Linked DNA regions of Homo sapiens: region 1 is linked to region 2. A link is a contact called in ENCODE Hi-C or POLR2A ChIA-PET data. All regions are on one chromosome and are shown on one strand. Each heading gives the region's core, a stretch centred on a gene start or an enhancer-like site at or near the end of the contact. The rest is flanking DNA. Distances are from core to core; before and after follow the strand shown. Region 1 overlaps LINC02767 (long intergenic non-protein coding RNA 2767). Region 2 has its middle 42 kb from the start of CD34.

Region 1 (6,434 bases), core at 898-3,397, 95 kb before region 2:
TCACTGCAGGGTGGATGCTGAGTTGTCTCTCCTTATTACAGGCAGTGGTTGGGCTTCCCACCGCCTCCCCAAGGCCACTGGGTGATAGCCATCAATAAGTCAGTAGCAGCGGCTGGCTTTGAGATGCCTTTTGGGAAAGGGATTTGTACCATTTCAGAATCATCGTTTTCTACAAGCATCCTTTTTGGGAGAGATCTGGGGAGAAAAACAATTAGCATAACAATTACAGAAATCCATGTAAAGATGCTAAGAGGAATACCTTATCTGCCCAGCTGGTGGCAGCTTTTGAAGACAGACCCCTGCCTTTATATCTGTGTGCCCTGCACAGCATCTGGCACATAGTGGGGCATCCTCTAATGTTTATTTAATGACCCAGTGTATGAGTGAACATCTCTTCTCAAGCCTCAAACCCATTCCCTTCAAAAACAAGAGGAAAAGAGGCACTGAGTATCATAAAAACTTTTAACCATGTGGCATTCTGGATAAATCTGTTTATTTGTTTATCCACAATCTCCCCACACACACACTACAAGACACAAGCTCTATACGGGCACTTTGTATATGCCTAGCACCTACAACAGTGCCTAGCATACAGTAAGTCCTCAGGAAACGTGCAAAAAATGAATGAACTGGATGTCAGGAGACCTGGGAACGAATTCCAGCTAAGTTACCAGCTGGCTGAGTGACCTGGGCCAGTCACTTCTCTCTGGATCTCAATTTGCCCCCTGTGTGGCAGGAGCATTGTGCCAGATCTACGATAGAATCAATCACCTAGTCTAGACATTTCTTGAAGAACATGGGACATTGTGTCACCCTACCAAATCCATGCTGTGAGCCTTCCAGATCCATGTTCTGTCCCCGACTTCTTCCTCCACAGTCATGAGGTGCTTTGACAATCTATACAGATGCAATGTGACGGGGTCACACAGAAAAATCCCAGGGGCCTGCAGCCAGAGGGAATGTGTGGAGGCTACGGAAAGGAATATCCTTGAACGGAATGCATGACTTCTGCAAGAGTCATAGCTTCATTTCTGCACTTGCTCTCCTCTCACCAATAATCCAGGCACAGAAACCCTCCCCCGCCCTCCTCCCTCGGGGGCACAGGATAATGTTGATGGATGGGATGGAGTCTGGAGCTGAGAGGGCATGGAAAAGAGGGGAGCCCTCCTTAGCAGACCGTCTTGGGGCACACAGGTGGAATGATCGAGTAGCCAACATGCACTTCAGCAAGGGCAGAGTGATGTTTTTCATGACTAATCTTCAAACCCCGGACGAGAGGAAACACATTCCAAAGCGACTGCTTGAGACAAGAACAGGGTGGGACGCAAAAAGTTAACTGAGAATCAGGAGATAGGAGAAGACTCAGCCACACCCAGCCAGTGAAGATGAATTTAAAGAGAACTCTATGTAGTGCGGCTCCCTGGGTGGAACAGAACATATGATTCTCGTGCCAGAGTGTGGGTTCACCCCTCTCGCCTAAACCTTCCGTTGTGAGGTGTGCCCTTCAGACAGTTATGCTTGGGTGGGCCCCGAGCAACCCCGCCACCCTCCACTCTCACCGCCCCCGCACGCTTGCAGAAAGCCAGCCTTTCTGGAATGGTGACTCGTCGGGGTGTACGATGTCTTCGTGGGGTGGGCAGAAGGGATGGTATTCCCTGTTTGCAGCCCCTGGGGTGGCAGGCGTATGTTGGGCCTAGCTGGCTCCTATTTCTGAGTCTTGACACCTCCCCCGCTGCCTGCCTCCTCCTCCTCCTCCCTCTCCCCTGGGCCGCCGAGCTGTTTGGCCCGCGGTGCCCCGCTCAAAGTCAGGGCCAAGGCCAGGGGAGGGGGCAGGCGGTGGTTCCCAGCACTGCCCTCACCTGATATTTACTTTCCAGGCTGTTGACTCCCAAACAATACAGTGCACGCCGATTTGCAGGGTACCTTCCGTCTACTTTCCCAGTAAACCACTCCCACCAAGCAAACACGCAGGGTTCCCCTGGCCCGCGCGGACCTGGAAAAACACAGCGCTTGGCTGGTCTCCCTGGCTGGCCGGACCCGCCGCCTTCCGGCCAGCGCACCTCCGCTGCGTGGAAGCGGCCGTGCCATGGCGCCTTGCGGCCACGAGAGGGCAGCCGCGGGCCGCAGAAACACCACCGCGCCCGGCTTCCCGAGCCTGCGCCTGCGCAGACCCGAGGCCGACCCGAGGCGGTCGCTGGCCAAGCGCCCGGCCAGCGCTTCCGGCTGCCGAGGCTGCAGCCTTCAGTGAGCTGTGGCTCTGCCGCCCCGGGAGGGAACAAATGGCGGATTTCAGGCCTCCGGGCCATGCAGCCTCCCTCTGAGGCCCCAAAGGCGCGATAGAGGCGGTGAGATGCGGCTGGAGCTGGGAACGAATTCCCCGGCCGGCTGGGAGGCCGCCCAGCCCGGTGCGCTGACCGCACTCGCCTTGCTTTCACCCCTCGGGTCGCCTCTCGCACCTCGCAGCCGAAAGCCCCTCCGCTGGGTCACGTTTCTCCATCCCGCTGCAGCCTGAGCAAGGTCGCCTTCATCCTTTACAGACAGAAGTTCCTCTACCCGGAGGCCCGGAGCCTGGGAGAGGGCCACTGGGAACGTCGCATTTGCAGAGCCCCAGTAACCGGGCTGTGGACCGTCTTCTTACTGCTTGAAGTTTCAGGCTCAGAGCAGGAAACGATTCCAGAGCTCAGCCAGGCACCGATGAGAAGAAAAACAGAAGCAGCACATTGCCCAGGGCCATGGAGCTTGCCAGTGAAGAGCAAACCAGGCCACGTAGGGCCGCTGCTTGGGACCCTGTCCTGGCACCCCCAGCTCTTGGAGAAAGTCAGCGCTCCCAAGGCCTCCAGGCCCGCCAGCATCGTCTGGCCCTGACTGCTCTCCACCATACCCCACTCTCCACTGCAGCTCTTCCCCATGTCCCGGCTGTGCACATCCGGCTCCATGATCCCAGCCGCGCCCAGCTTCACTCTCTGCCCAGCAAACTCTTGCTTGTCTTCTAGGTGTTGGCTTAGAAAACATTCTCCCTGCAAAGTTTTCTAGGCGTTCCCCGCACCTCTCACACAACCCTATGCAACACTGTATTCCAGGGTAGCCCACACAGAACCTCACCTGCTTGTTCACTTATCTGACCCAGAATACGAAAGGCCCACACTAGGTCTTAATTAATATGTCCCCTACATCCCAGCTGCCCCATCCAAGTCCCCAATTTCTGGGCCCATGTACTTTTTACCGTGTTGCCCACTGGCCCTTTCACTATTGTAACTAAAATAAGCAGATTTATGGCCTAGAAGACTCTATGCTTCTACGTCAGAACAAGAGCCTGCTCTTTTCTAATTCCTGGGAGAATATTATGACAATTCTTGCTTCTGAAGCCTGGAGAATAATTTCCAACATGACAGTCTCCCTACTTCTGTGGTCCGGAGGGTACTTTCTAACTTGAGTTATTCTCATTATTCCACTCAAGAGAAGTAACTGCAAAACAGGTGTTAAACCATGCAGTAGGATTTACAGAGGTTGAGGGACTCCATGAGTCCACTTGAACCAGAGCAGCACGATTTTTATTTTTTAGGTAGGAATTTCTTTTGGGGGGAAAATAAGGAGCCAAGAATTCTATTAATGCTTTAAAAATGTTTTAAGTGGGAGGAGGGTGAAGGGACAAGCAACTCTACTTTCTGCTCAATATTGCTGTGAACTAAAATTTTTCTAAAAAATACAGTTGATTGATTTATTTAAAAAATGTTTTAGATGTCACTACACTAAAGGATTATAAAGTAGAGCAGCTGAAGAGCTGTGGACAATTGTTAACAACTAATCATTTCCAAAGGCTGTACCTACATTCCCAGTGAAGCACATATCATAACTTCTCAACCTAGGGAGCCTTTCCCTTCCCTTTTATGTGGAGTCTATTTATTGTCACCCATTGTTTCTTCTTCCCTGACACCAGGGAGTCTGATTTTTTATGGGTGTAGTTAGGAACTGAAAGTTTGTTTCTTTGTTTTTTTTGGTTTTTTTTTTCAGAATTTGTTACATTTATAGAAAAAGTTGCTATGTTACTTATTTGAAGAAGAGTTGAAGCTTTTATATTTCTCTTTTAAAAATGTTTTGTTTGAGGCCCTAGGGTTTTTGTTTTTTGATAAATGCTCCCTCCGACTCAAAGATGTCCAGGTGTTAATCCCTGGAACCTGTGAAACGGCTACCTTACAAGGCAAAAGGAACTTTAAAGATATAATTATATTAAGATTCTTGAGATGGGGAGAAAACAGTGTTAGGGAAAGAAGGAGATGTGTCCACAGAAGCAGAGGTGGCAGTGATTCAATGTGAGAAAGACTCGGCTGGTCACTGATAGCTTTGAAGATGGAGAAGGGGCCGCAGACCAAGGAATGCAGGTGGCCTCGAAAACCTGGAGAAGTCAAGGAAACAGTCTCCCCCAGAGCCTCCAGAAGGAACAGTCCTGCTGACACCTTGATTTTAGCCCAGTGAGACACATTTTGGACTTCTTACATCCAGAACTGTAAGATAACAAACGTGTGTTGTTTTAAGCCACTACGTGTGTGGTTATCAATCACAGCAGCAATAGGGAACTAATACAAACACACTCCAAAGGAAAAAAAATCCTGCCATAGATCACGCAGGTGGTAAGAAGGAAGCTAATTGTAGAGGGGAGACAGATTGGCTAGAGCCATTGTGGAGAGGAGTTCTTGCAATAGTAGTAGAGGTCACCCAGATAGACCTGTATATATTCTTTGTTATTACAAAATCAGTATGAGTTGGCACCACGCGGGCATATTGGTGGAGCATTTGCATGCCCTGTTTTATATTTTAACTGTATGGCCATTCATATTTCCCCTGCTAGCCTGAAAGTTTCCAAGATGGCATTCATCTTTGTATTCCTGTTGCCTGCAATGGCTTCTATGAATAATACCATCTTATGTTTATGAGGCACTTCACACTTCCCAGAGCACTGTGTGGCCATTATCCATTTTGAGTCTTACCGCAACTCTTGTGGGGTCAGGCAAGACTGGTGGTGGCATTATCAATAGATTCCATTTTACAAAAGACTGGCACCCAAATTTCTCTGACACCCAGGCCCTCCTCTCCCCAAGAGTCCACTCATTTTCTCTGCAAAGTGAATTCTAAACACAGATGAGAAAGTTGAGGCACTGCTGGCGTCCTAAGAGCTCAAACTGGGCCCCAGGGTTCTCGAGTTACTGTACAGACCTTCTTGGTCTTCTTCCCACTCTGAGCACAGGAGAAAATCCTCTTGTGCAACTGGTAGTGGAGGAGAAATGCCACAACAGTGACACCACCTTGTCTCTCAAGGACATTGAGCAGTGTGGGGTAGAAATGAGGATGGGAAGGGTCCAGGTGGGGGTGGTGTGCAAGGCTGACCCAGGGGTCCCCAGTCCCAGACCCTACCTCTTGCACTCTGACCCGCCTAGGGAAGCGTGGCTGAGGAGGTAGGGAGAAAGAAAGGTCATGCTTTCAGCCTGGACTTCAGGACGTGGCCTGAGGACAGGTCAGAAGAGAATGGTATCCGTCACCATCTTACAGTTTTAAAATTCTTTGTATGGCGTCAATGTTCTCACTTACCGAGAAAGTACAGTCTCTGGAGTTAGAGACAGGTTCAAGTCATAGGTCTCCACTTACCAGTGGTGTAACCCTGGCAAGTCACTTTCCTTGGGTGAGATCCCATTTCTCCATCAGCAGAATATGGCCTGTAAAATCGTTGGAAAGATAAAAATAACATACGTAAAGTACATGGAAAATAATAAGCACTCAAATGGTAGCTATAGTTATTTATAACCAAGAAAACAGGGGGAGTGGATTTCTCCAGGTTGGACAGCTGATAATTGGTGGAACCAAAATTCCAAACTACTCCCCAGAAGCTTCAGTTCCTTATCCCAAGGCCCCTCTGCTCCCCGGAAACTAAGTCTCATACTTCTGTAGCCAGGTGCGACCCTCCAAGGCAAATCTCTGCCCACCGACTCACAGAGAGGGAACCCCCACCAAGAACCCGCTGGAAGCCTGGCGCCACACAGCTGCACTATCTGGAACCTCGCGCGACTGCAGCCCTGGGGGGCGCGCCCGGAACCGAAATGGCTCAAGAGACTTGAGGACCGGCGCGTCTCCTTTCTCCGGCCCCAGTCCCCAACTCCCGCCACAGCGCAGAGGGGGCAGTGCGGTGGGAGGGGGGGAGTTGTGGGGCTGGGGCTCCGGCCTGGCCGGTGAAGCCCCAGGACCCGTCCGCTTGGGGTTAAGGCAAGGGGTGCGGCACGAGGAGCGCAGGGAGCCCCGAGTCCCAGGCGCAGACCCAGCTGCGGACCCGCCGTACAGCCCTGGTGTTGCAAGCGTGGACCGTGGGCGTAAGGCCCCGGCGGGAGGCACTCGGCCCGGCCGCGGCCGGGTCTGCAGGGTCCTGGCGCAGCGGATCCCGGCGCGCC
Region 2 (6,401 bases), core at 2,870-5,369:
CCAAGGCCAATTCCTCCCCACCCCATTCTTTCCTATCTTGGTAACTGTTGATATATAGTCCATTTTCTACCAACAACTCACCTCTGCCCCCTGTGCCTCAACAAACACATCCACACACACATAAAAACCCTTCAGAAGCGGTCAGTGGTGACATTTATGAGCTGCATGATCCTCAGGATGTCAACATGTACGTGTCCCAACATCGATACCTACTTTGGGGATGGAGAGAGGAGCAGTGGTGATGTGGCGGAGAGAGTCTGAGCTTGAAATCCCATGTCAGGCCTCTGTTCCTTGGCAACCATCTGGGTGACCTTAGGCAAATTGCTTTACCATGTCTACCTTCAGTTTCCTTATATGCAAAGTAGGAAATGTCAGCTGTCTATTCAAAATGTTATTGTGAGGATCAAGTGAAGTAATACAATACTTCTAACATATATATATATAGAGAGAGAGAGAGAGAGAGAGAGAATTTTAAAATTACAAAATACTTTGTTACACATATATCTCTGGCCACCTTCAGAGCAACCCTAATTATTATTATTTTCATTTTTTAGATAAGGAAATAAAAAACTCAGAAAGATTGAAATTCACTTGAAAACAGTGAATAGTGCTATTATTAAAAAGCAGTAGGCCTGTCCCACCCTATCTGACTTTTAGATTATGAAGCACCACTGCATTTACCCCCAGAGTCTCTCATCTGGGCTATGTGCCATGTTCAAAGCTTTCATTCATTTAATAAATATTTATGTGTTCCCATTTGGCACTAGGTATTGTGCTAGGCATTGAGGATACTATCGCAGAGGTATTAGTGTGGCAGGGAAAGCAGACGTCATATAAGAACAATAACAATATTGTGATTTTCATATTATAGCAGAGGAAGGGCCAGGTGGTGCAGGAGGAGACAGTTGGGAAACCTGAGGAATAGGTGAAACAAAGTCTCAAAAAGTCGGGGACAGCCAGGTGCGGCAACTCATGCCTGTAATCTCAGCACTATGGGAGTCTGAGGCAGGCAAATCGCTTGAGCTCAGGAATTGGAGACTAGCCTGGGCAACATGGCAAAACCCTGTCTCTACAAGATACAAAAATATTTGCTGGGCATGGTAGCGCATGCCTGTAGTCCCAGCTACTCAAGGGGCTGAGTTTGAAGAATCACTTGAGCCGGGAAGATCAAGGCTGCAGTGAGCTGAGATCACACCACTGCACCCCAGTGACAGTGACAGAGTGAGGCCGTCTCAAAAAAAAAATTGGGGGAGGACTTTTATCAAGATGGAGAGAAACATGGTGTTTAGTACAAGTGAAGCATATAGGTAAGAGTGGAGGCTGTGCCAAGACAGGAGGCTGGAGAGTCAGTTGGGCCCAGATCTAGGAGGCCTTGTGAGCCAGGCAAAGGAGTTTGAACCTCATCCTTAGTCCAGAATGAAACTGCATAAGAGTTTTACGTAGGGAAAGGATTGATATATTTGCAAGATCCTTCTAAATGGGATATTGTCTTAGTCCAAGCTGCTACAACAGAATACCACAGACTGAGTGGCTTAAACAACATTTATTTCTCACCATTCTGGAGGCAAGGTAGTCTAAGATCAAGGCATCAGCAGATCTGTGTCTGGAGAAGGTCTGCTTCCTGGTTTGCAGTTGGCCATCTTCTCACTGTATCCTCCCGTGTTGGAAAGCAGAGAGGGAGAGAGAGAGAAAGAGCACACAAACAAGCTTTAGGGAGATACAGACATTCAGTACACAGCAGATGTGGAGACTGGATCTGGGCCTAGTGAGGCTGGAGGCAGGTAGGCGAGTTAGGCTAGAGACAAATGCAGAAATCCCAGCAAGAAATAATGGTGGAATGAGCTAGGAATAAAGAGAGGGCCAATCTTAGAGATTTAAGATTTAGGAAGTAGAATCAGGATGTGGTGATTGATTGGCATATGTGCAAGAAAGGAGGGAAGTGAGATGGAAAAGTCAAGGATGACATCCACATTGCTTGTGCACCAGGCGGGTGGGGACATCCCTCACTGGACTAGGAGACACTGGTGGTAGAATATCTGCTATTTGGTATGTGTGTCCTGCATGAACTTGTCTTGCAACTTCATCCAGGAACCCCTAAATTATGGCTGCCTTGCCTGGAGGAGCAGGAATGAATGAGATAAGCCTATCAACTTGAGGATTCTGTTTTCCAGACGCCTAGAGGTCCATGTGGTGGAGCATCAGGAAGGGAGGAAAGGTGCAGGTAGAGCAAAGGCATTTGCTGGGCCTCCTATTCTCTCAATCCAATCTCTCTGATTACTTAAGAACTGTTTGTCGAAGGCATACCATGTAAGGCCCTTAGTAGTTGCAGAGGGAGAAACTGATCTTAAAACAGTTTTGCTATCTAGAAGGAGATAAGAAAACCAACCACAGAAATAAATACAGGTGTGTTTATAACATGTTAACAGCCATAAAAGACATACTCTCAGAAAACTGAGGTCATAAATGACATTGCTGATTGGGAAAATCAGAGAGGAAGAGGTTTTCGAGTTGGCCTTAAAGGACAGGTGGAATTTCTACAGGCGGAAATGTGAGGTTGGGCGTCCAGTGGAGATATCCCTGAAGGAGGAAAAAGCATGAGATAAGATGGCAGCGTATTCAGGTAATCACCAGCTCGCTCTTTCTGCTTAGGGTATCTGCACAAAGTGAGATATTAAGCTGGGATCCACGGAGCTTTGAGGAGTTTCAGAATTCCCTGAAATATTGTGCAAAATTATATTTCTGTATGCATGTGCTTTTTTTGAAGACAGGGTCCATAGCTCTTCTGCAATTCTCAGAAGGGTGTAGGTACAAGAAAAGGTTAAAAACAGCAGTTGAAATTTCCGAATTAGAATTTACAGGTAGGCTGGGGCATCTGTGCATGTGTGTTCTAACAAGCTCGGGAAGTGACTCAGTGCACACCTCGGATCTCTAGACGGGCCCATGGAGGCCTTGAGATGCCAGCCTCGAGCGCTTCCCACCCATTTCCCACCCCTCGATTCTCCACCCCCATTTTACAAGGAGTCACCAGCATCCCCACAGTCTCCACTGCCCTGGAAGAAATATGGCGAGGCAAGGTCAGAGGAACAGGGGGGAAATCAGAATATCTTGCAAAGACTCTGGAGTCCCCTTCAGAGACAGGGTGGGTGGGAGCTGCTCTGCCCCGAGTCTAGCGACGGCCACACGGCCTGACAGGTCTCCCGCCCCGCCGCAAGCCCATGGTCAAATTCTGGGAATTTCCGAATCAGTTGGCAGGCCCGGCTGCTGCAGATTTTCCCGGACACGAGCGTGCAGCGCCCGACGCGGCCGCTGGGTGGCGCCGCGCGGGACGCCGAGCGTGGGAAGCGCGGGCGCGCGGGCAGGCTGAGCTCACACGCCCGGGAAGCGGCCGCCGCGGAGCCGGCGTCCGCAGCGGCTGCGCATCTCGGGCCTGCAGCGGGGCGCTTGGCGGGCGGGGGCCGGGGGAGAGCCTGTTTGCGCAGTACCCCCGGAGGGCGGAAGGCCGCCGAGGTAAGAGCCGGGACTCGGCCAGGTGGGAGTGGGCACCTTGGGCCGGGCCTGCAGGGCGGTCCCCGAGCGTCCCGGGGTAGGGTGGGCTCCCTGGGGACGATGCCCAGGGCCCCGGCCGCGCTCCGGTCGCGCCCCACCCCGGCTGCAGCGCGGCCTTGGGGCGCTGCTGGCCTCGCCGCGGGGGTGGGAGCGGTCGCGGCCTGGAGCAGCTCCGGGCGGGCCCCAGGCTCTGGGGCCAGGGCCAGCTGCGCGCAGGGGTGAGTGAGCAGCCCCCGGGCCCTCAAGTGAGCCCCTGTCCGCTCCCCACCTTGCATTTCTCCTCTCCGCAGTGGGCGTGGTGCCCCTTTGCTGCAGAGGGGGCGCCCAGAGTTGAGGAAGGCTGCGGGGGAGAACGCAGAGACAGGTGGTTGAGGGGGCGAGGGCTGGTGCGCCAAGGCTCGAGGTATTAATGCGTATTTCTTTTTCCCCCCTTCTTCAGGGGGCGCGGAGGTCCGTGTGGAGGAGGAGGCGGGAAGGCCAGAGGCATAGCTCAGGAGAGGGCAGGTGCTGCGGGAGATCACTTGGCTCTGTCTCTGTTCAGCTGCCCCCACCCCTGCCAAATTAATAAAGTGGGTGTGGTGATGACGGTGGAGGAGTTTGATTAAGACCTGGCCCAAACTGCCCAGAACTGCCCCAGGCCGGCCGCCTAGTCCCGCGTGTATATCCGGGAGCCGCAGACTCTGAGCATTCTGTAGAGGGAGGGGGAATATTACCCGAAGGAGCTACAGCCACTGAGGCAGCTCCAGAGATAGGGGCTGCGGAGCAATCTTCAGGCTCACAGCCCAAGTTCATAGATGGTGAATTGGCCAGGAATGGTGGGAGATGGGGGCTGTAGGGAAATAGGGTAATTTCCTTAGGACCCCTTCCTTCCAGCTTTGCAACCGTAGACCAAAATTTGGGATCTGGCATTTGTCAAATGTGCTTAATTTTTTTTTCTTTCCCTTTCGGTTTGTTTTGTTTTTTAGAGAAACAGCAAGTGACAGAGCAGAGGAACGGCTGGCCCAGCCAATCCTGGAGCTGCTGTTGCAGCACTTGTTCCCCAAACAAGTGCTCCTACATTCTGGTAGGAGGACAGAGAGGAGGGGGCTACTGGTCCACACCCCTCCCCTGCCGAGGACCCCATGGCTGCTCCCCTGCAGGAAAGGCAGCTAGGCTGCCTTAGGCCGGATGGGCAGAGGCTGCCATGGCCCAGGGTGGTGACGGTTTTGCGGCCCCTCCCTGCTGCCCAGAGTGGGAAGAAGAGCGCAGAGCCTGGCAAGTTTCTCTCTGTGTCCTCTGGGCTGGAAGGAGCAGGTATAGACAGGGCCGAGGCAGCCAGGGCCTGGTGCTGCTTTGGCATTGGTGGCAGGAGGGCTGAACCTCCAGCCCCTTGGGTTTGGTTCCACCCCTGGCCTGTCCCTGGCACTCGACAACTGCTCCTGTGTGCTTATTGGTGCCACCATGTTATATAACGCTTATATAATCTTCCAGGGCGAGCACTGTGTCTCCGCTCTCAGGTCACGCAGACACGGTGTCCGTGTGGGAGGCAGGATCTGTGGAAGCCTGTGGGTGAACCTACTCCCCCGATCCCCAACCTGGCTCCTTCTCCTGATCTCAGCCATAGGAGGGGGGCTGGGAGAGCCAGGTCCCTCTCCACACCAGCTGTGTGGGATGAGAACACGGTTGGCTGGGCAGTTTTCCTCACCTTCCTGCCCCACTAGTCCCACTTGCCCTGTCTGGTAGAGCAGAAGCCATCCTTGTGCTTTGATACCAGCTCTTTGTTTTGGGGGACCCCTGGCATGGCAGGTGGCATGGCGAGATGAACCCCAAAATGTTGCAGTGGAAGAACACATGGTACTTAGGGTTGGATAAAGAGAGGGAGAAATTAGCTCTGCCTTTGAGGAGCAAGGGTAACTAGAAGGATGGTGGTGGCATTATAAGAGATTTGGAGCAGGCCTGGGGCTAGGGGATGGTCAGGGAAGGGTGTACAGGGAAGTAGATCAGACAGCAAAGATAAACATGGTGTTCTTTTACTGTACTCTCCACTGGGCTGTCCCTGGTTACCGGGGCAACAGAAGCAGTGATGAAAATCATGCCTTTCGTTCAGTGGAAAAATTTGGCTCCTCCTCCCGGCTCTTCCTTCTCTAAATCGCCTGTGACCCATTGAGAGGGTTATGCTTCCAAGGATCAGAGAGAGACCCCAGCATGTTTTCATCATGCTCCCCTTTCCCCAGTCTTCTTTATCATCTCCCCTCTTCCTGCATCCCCTGTCTCCCCCCACAGCTCGGCAGTTGGCAGTTGCGTAGGAGTTGGAGTAGATGCAGGGGGAAGGGCATGGACGTCATCACAGGGCAGGGTGAGCAGAGCGTGGGCAGAGATGTGGATGCAGGAATGCCTGGCACATGAGGAGGGTCCAGCATTGATGAGCTAGATGGAGCCAAAAGCCTGTTTCTGGGCTGGTAGGAGCTGAGGTGGGCAGGGTGAGATGATGGTGGGCCTTCAGAGTTCAGCAGTCTGGGTTCGAGGGAGTAGGAACTAGGAAGGGCCTGAGGTTTCTTGTGCAGATATCTTGTGATGAAAACTACCAAACCGTATCCCTTTTTGAAGTTAAGATTTTTGTTTAAGTTTTTTCTTTCATCTTGTGATGAAAACCGTGATTCATTCATTCAGCATTTATTGTGTGCCCCCCATATTAGGTGAGGTTCTGGGAACTGGGAAGCCGAAGGTGAGTAGCACTGGACCTTGACCTTGAAGAGACTGTGGTGAATGAAAGGAGGATGAGTATATGGGGGAAGATCTGGCATTGTTGCAAGCCTGGAATCTGGGGTCCCCAGCAGGAGACTAGCAACATACCAGATCGGAGGTGATAGGTTAGG

What was found. A loop is a pair of places that touch in the nucleus more often than their neighbours do. ChIA-PET counts read pairs that join two places held with the same protein, here RNA polymerase II (POLR2A). Pooled maps may share reads with other maps.
Region 1: a map of naive thymus-derived CD4-positive, alpha-beta T cell shows a loop between it and region 2 (6-fold over the local background). The contact joins two enhancer-like sites. A Hi-C loop is called at or near these places in 1 of 168 maps with a recorded cell type or tissue (naive thymus-derived CD4-positive, alpha-beta T cell), 8 of 37 single-sample maps with no recorded cell type and 18 of 50 pooled maps. POLR2A ChIA-PET finds 5 or more read pairs at or near these places in 18 of 52 experiments (A549, AG04450, BJ and 12 more).

What each region holds. Positions count from the first base shown.
Region 1 is chr1:207,959,389-207,965,822 of GRCh38, reverse strand. LINC02767 (long intergenic non-protein coding RNA 2767) reads right to left here. Exons shown (of 3, transcript NR_167983.1): 2 at 5,584-5,708. Among named protein-coding and RNA genes, the nearest start is that of LINC02767, 3.6 kb to the right of the region's middle. RefSeq lists enhancers at 1,123-1,652, 2,339-2,398, 2,459-2,558, 6,360-6,434. Within about 2 kb of position 2,147, at least 31 of the 41 ENCODE cell types and tissues checked have a DNase peak (open chromatin) inside an H3K27ac peak, as active enhancers do.
Region 2 is chr1:207,866,134-207,872,534 of GRCh38, reverse strand. No RefSeq gene overlaps it. Among named protein-coding and RNA genes, the nearest start is that of CD34, 42 kb to the left of the region's middle. RefSeq lists a silencer at 3,324-3,713 and enhancers at 3,984-4,163, 4,244-4,293. Within about 2 kb of position 4,119, at least 34 of the 41 ENCODE cell types and tissues checked have a DNase peak (open chromatin) inside an H3K27ac peak, as active enhancers do.